Linked DNA regions of Homo sapiens: region 1 is linked to region 2. A link is a contact called in ENCODE Hi-C or POLR2A ChIA-PET data. All regions are on one chromosome and are shown on one strand. The core of a region is the stretch at or near the end of the contact, and the rest is flanking DNA. Distances in the headings are between cores, read along the strand shown. Region 1 overlaps LOC124902740 (a long non-coding RNA gene). Region 2 overlaps TMEM123 (transmembrane protein 123).

What was found. Hi-C counts contacts between places; a loop is a spot of excess contacts on that map. ChIA-PET counts read pairs that join two places held with the same protein, here RNA polymerase II (POLR2A). Pooled maps may share reads with other maps.
Region 1: a map of OCI-LY7 shows a loop between it and region 2 (5-fold over the local background). The contact joins two enhancer-like sites. A Hi-C loop is called at or near these places in 4 of 168 maps with a recorded cell type or tissue (B cell, OCI-LY7, endothelial cell of hepatic sinusoid and 1 more), 23 of 37 single-sample maps with no recorded cell type and 10 of 50 pooled maps. POLR2A ChIA-PET finds 5 or more read pairs at or near these places in 9 of 52 experiments (B cell, GM10248, H1 and 6 more).

The regions. Positions count from the first base shown.
Region 1 is chr11:102,473,086-102,475,787 of GRCh38, forward strand. All of the region lies in intron 1 of LOC124902740 (a long non-coding RNA gene), which reads left to right. The region is part of intron 1 of LOC102723838 (a long non-coding RNA gene); the gene reads left to right. Among named protein-coding and RNA genes, the nearest start is that of TMEM123-DT, 22 kb to the left of the region's middle. Within about 2 kb of position 1,411, at least 3 of the 41 ENCODE cell types and tissues checked have a DNase peak (open chromatin) inside an H3K27ac peak, as active enhancers do; they include B cell and OCI-LY7, where a contact is called at or near this core.
Region 2 is chr11:102,429,375-102,432,084 of GRCh38, forward strand. The region is part of intron 2 of TMEM123 (transmembrane protein 123); the gene reads right to left. Among named protein-coding and RNA genes, the nearest start is that of TMEM123, 22 kb to the right of the region's middle. RefSeq lists enhancers at 386-445, 526-675. Within about 2 kb of position 1,302, at least 6 of the 41 ENCODE cell types and tissues checked have a DNase peak (open chromatin) inside an H3K27ac peak, as active enhancers do; they include B cell and OCI-LY7, where a contact is called at or near this core.

The DNA of each region.
Region 1 (2,702 bases), core at 161-2,660, 44 kb after region 2:
TAAGGATAATTTGGTGGATGGGGGGAAGCCAGTGAGCCAGGAGTGCTGATTGGTCAGAGATGGAAAATAATAGGGAGTCGAAGCCATCTTCTTGTACTAAGTCCATTCCTGGGTGGGGACCACAAGATCAGATGAGCCAGTTTATTGATCTGGGTGGTGCCAGCTGATCCATCAAGTGCAGGGTCTGCAAAACATCTCAAGCACGGATCTTAGGAGCAGTTTAGGGAGGGTCAGAATGTTGTAGCCTCCAGCTGCATGACTCCTAAACCATAATTTATAATCTTGTGGCTAATATTAGTCCTACAAAGGCAGTCTAGTCCCCAGGCAAGAAGGAGGTCCGCTTTAGGAAAGGGCTGTTACTGTCTTTGTTTAAACTATAAACTATAAACTAAGTTTCTCTCATAGTTAGTTCAGTCCATGCCCAGGAATGAACAAGGACGGTTTGGAGGTTAGAAGCAAGATGGAGTCTGTTAAGTTAGATCTCTTTCACTGGCTCAGTCATAATTTTGCAAAGGCGGTTTCAAGATCAAGTGCAGGGTTTGACCTTTTGACTTGCTTTTATATGTTGGCATACTTCCAGGGCCTTGCATTACTTCTGCCCTGATTCTTACCTTGGGGCGTGCTCTCCACATGCGCAGTGCCCTGCCAGTGCTTGGGAGAGGCTGCATACACAGTGTGTTTACTGGAGTTGCACGCATGCTCACTTAAGTCGTTCTTCCCTTACCAGTAGAGTGTTCCTAGAGGAAGGTCCTATAGCAGTTAAGCTCCACCATTTTGCCTCTTAGTTCACATGCTTGGACCCATTTGCTCAGTTCCTAAGATCTTATTGGAAAGTTGCTGATCACCAGTTTCAGATTTTTTTCTACCTATTGGGGAACTGCCTTTCCCCTGGCACTGGCTGTGACCAATTATCATTTTAGAGAGATGGTTAACAACCACCTGACCATCACCTGATGGTTGCCTGATATTCCCGGTGGTGTTGGGGGTGGGGGGTCCTCTGCTGCCCTGCTCATGTCTGACTAGTTACCTACTGTAACAAGCCCATTAGGTGGTTACGTTTATAGCAAGGCAGATTGCACATCCTGGGACATCTTAGTAGAAGCGAGTGAGAAAGGCTTATTTTAGGATTTGGGCTTGTATTAGGTGATACTGAGAAGTGGAGCTTTGCCAGGATTGGTTGCTATCAAGGGAGTAGAGGCAATTTTATGACTGGGTATTTTAACAAATCTTATTGAAGGGGGCAGGAATAAACTGAGTCTAAAACTTTAATTGGCAGAGGCAAGATCCTCTCATATTAGCTAGGATGGGGGATATTTTGGTTATTTTTGTGGTTTGGACATGTTTGTTTTTCTGTTCAGACATCGTGATGGAGTGCTCTTGTTTTTGTCATGATCACAGAGTGCTCTGGTCTGACGTTAATGTTCAGTGAAACTGTTTATGTTCCACACCAAGGCCTAAATATGAGTGCCAGGCCAGCTTTCAGTTGTCAGGGGCTGCTTTTTCCTTTCTTATCTCTATGGGGTGATATAGTTCCTGTAAGGGTAAAAACTTTGGAAGGATAAAGGAACAAAATGTGGTGGATTGCTATAGAGGACTAGCATTGATCCTCAAACTTTGACATGCATCAGAATCTCCTGGCAGACCTATGAAAATATGGGGGCTGCCCCCTCCGCCAGAGTTTCTGATTCAGTAGGTCTAATGTGAGACTTGAAAATTTGCATTTCTAACCAGTCCTCAGGTGTTGTCTATGCTACCAGACCACACTTTGAAAACCACTGAAGTAGATGGAAGTATCAAAAGTGAGGATGATTACAGTGTAAGAAAACTGACCCAATAGGGTTATCTGCAATTCTCAAGATAAAAATCTAGAGTGGGCCAGCTGCAGTGGCTCATGCCTGTAATCCTAACACACTGGGAGGCCGAAGCGGGTGGATCATCTGAGGTCAGGAGTTCGAGACCAGCCTGGCCAACATGGTGAAACCCTATCCCTACTAAAACCACAAAAATTAGCCGGGCATGGTGGCGCATGCCTGTAATCCCAGCTACTCGGGAGGCTGAGGCAGGAGAATTGCTTGAACCCAGGAGGCGGAGGTTGCAGTGAGCCGAGATTGCACCACTGCACTCCAGCCTGGGCCACAAGAGTGAGACTCCATCTCAAAAAAAAAAAAAAAAATCTAGAGTGGTCTCTATGTGACTCTCTAATGCAATTCTAACACTGTATGATTGTGCATTTTCCTATTTTAAATTACCAGTCTTTCAGAGGGAAGAGTATATAAGAAGATTCTTCCCAAAATAATTTGTGCAAATTGTTGACAGCCGAAGTTTGTAATGCACATAAAAGTAAAACTTTTATGTGTTTATTGTTCATTTTCCAGGAAGTTCTCAATTACAAATAGGCAGATTTATTTTAGGGAAACAGATTAGTAAAACCAGTTTTTCACTAGATTATTTACAAATTGTCTCACTATACGTTATACATATTACATGCAAAGGAGGCCTTATGATCCTTTTTTAACTATTCTCTCATCAATATTAAGATAGAATTCTTTAAAAGGAATGTAACTGCTCACCCTTTTGAAGTGTTTAAATGTCTTCACTAAAAATTTGACATTTTCTACTTGATTTGGTTTACTTTTTCCTGAAAAAAGTGAACACAGTGAAAGGAAGTGATAAATAGGGATGCAAATGGGTTATCCTTTCTT
Region 2 (2,710 bases), core at 52-2,551:
AGTTTTTTTCCTCCTTTACAACAGAATGCACTTTTCAACTCATGTCAGCAAAAACATTACATGAGACTACTGAAAGGCAAGTTTTGGCGTACAAAATGAAGTTTCTAAAATGAGACTTTCCTCTTTGAGAAGGTCTTTGGCACTCTGCTAACCTTTGACTCTTGCCTTGAGAAAACATTTCCTTACAATTAACAAACATAAAAGCATGAATGCCTGTGTGTGTGCTGCAATGTGACTCTACTTACACCAAACCAACAAGACTATTTTCAGTGCAAAAGTAAACTCCTGACAATCATAGCATTCTACCAAGCAAATGTTTGACATCTTATACATAGCATCTTGTACTGTAAACTATTATAGGCTTCAGATGTAGCCAGACTCACTGCAATCAAATCCAAACTCCCTGAGGGACTTCAGCAACACTGCTCCACCATCACTAAAGCCTCACAACACCGCTTTCCTGTGTCACTTTTATTACCCTCTTTTATGTCAGCAGAAGCACAGATGCTCCTGCCTTGCCAAAAGCCACAGGGCCTGAACAACCCGAGCATCTCCAGAAGCAGCCTGTGCGATGGGAGCACCACACAGCAGGAAGACTGGTGGCAAGCATGGCCCTTCGTAGGGGCAGAGGCCTCTCTGATCTTCCAAATTGCTCTGTCCATCCCCTTCCCCATGCCACCTCTCCCAGCCAGCATGAGTACCTTTTCTGGATGGGCTTCATCTTTATGGAAACAAAGAGGCAAAGAACAGAGTTGCCCGGGACCACAGAAGACAACTGTGGCAATTCTCCCCTGTTAAGTGAGAAGACCAGAGTGCAGGTGGTGATTTGTTTTGACCAAGGGGCTCCATCTCACAACTAAGGCTGGTATAGCAAGCAAAAAACTCAAAAACTGGTTTACTCCTCCCATAGCATTCGCATATCCTTTACTGTTTCAACAAAAACAGCACTGGGTGCTGGGAAGGTGGTGGTGAGTAAAATCAGCCTTCCCCCTGAAGGAGCTGACTTTCTAGTTGGGGAGGCAGAGTGAGATGAAGCATCACATTACATTACTATAAGCCAGTAAACCACAAACTCCTCTGAAGGCTGGTATCCCAGTTATAAGCCTAGAGGTCTAGGACTGGACCTGAGGAAACAAGCTTGAGCAATCTAAAGGCTGAAAGGGTAACTGGTAGCCAGAAAAAGGCAAAGATGAAAGGAAGAGCTCTTCAGGTAGTGAGAACAGAACATGCAAAGGTCTCATGGCAGAGAGGGCAGAGAAAGGAGGAACCAAAAAGGTAAGTGTGGCCACAGAGCTAGGAAAAACACGTTTATTTAGGTCCTGGTTTTGTGCCAGGTGCTTTACATGTTACCTCATTTAACCCATGAGATGGCTATACTCTCTTAGCCGCATGAGACAGCCATCTTTCTATAATCAGCTCTATTTCATAGCAGGAAGTGAGAAGGCAGAGATTAAGTAGCTTGCCCAAATTCAATTAACAGCAAAGCAATTTTTCTCTTTGTATCTTCCCCAAAATACAACATAATACACATACTGGGTGGGGATGACATGGGGGAGGGACCACTAAACTAGTGAACCAAATTCAATGTGGGGTGAAAAAAGTAGTCAAACCAATTCTTACTGAACAGTCAGGTAATAGACTAAAAAAGTCATCACTTTTCAACTAGTTGTTTTCATGTCATGAAGATATAACCATAATGAAATGTTTTGTAGGAGAGGGTCAGTTCCCATTTTAGGAAACTGTGCTTATGTCATTGGATTAAAAAAGAAAAACTAAAAATAGTCGGTGGGATACTTAAAAAAAAACTGTATTTATGGTGTACAACATGATATTTTGATATATGTACACAATGTGGAATCGCTAAATAAATATAGGCATTACCTCACATACTTATCTTTGTAAACTGACAAATTACAGCTGTATAAATTTATAGGTATAAAGTGATGTTATGATTTATGAATACATGTAGAATAATTTAATCATGCTAATTAACATATCCATCACCTCAAATACTTATTTTTGTGGTGAGAACATTGAAATTTTACTCAGCGATTTTGGAAGGTACCATACACGATAAACTATATTCACTATGCTGTGCAATAGAACTAGAAAAAAGAAAGTTTTCCTCTTCTCTGAGGCTCTGTATCCTTTAACCATCATCTCCCCTTTTTCCCCACCCTGCAGCTTCTGGGAACCACCATTCTACTCTCTGCAGTTCCATCCATGTTGTCTCAAATGACAGAATTTGCACATTTGCTTTTTTAAAGCTGAATAGTATTCCATTGTGTGTATATGTATCACATGTGCTTTATCCATTCATCTGCTGATAAACAGTTAGGTTGATTCTACAACTTGGTGATATGGGCTGGCTGTGTCCCCACCCAAATCTCATCTTGAATTGTAATCCCCATGTGTCATGGCAGTGACCCGGTGGTAGGTAACTGAATCATGGGGGCAGTTTCCCCCATGCTGTTCCCATGATAGTGAGTGAGTTCTCAGGAGATCTGATGGTTTTTTAAGCGTCTGGCATCTCCCTGCTGGCACTTTCTCTCTCCTGCCACCCTGTGAAGAGGCGCCTTCTGCCATGATTGTGAGTTTCCTGAAGCCTTCCCTAGCCATGTGGAACTGAGTCAATTAAACCTCTTTTCTTTATAAATTAATCCATCTTGGGTATTTCTTCAAAGCAGTGTAAGAACAGATTAATCTAGTA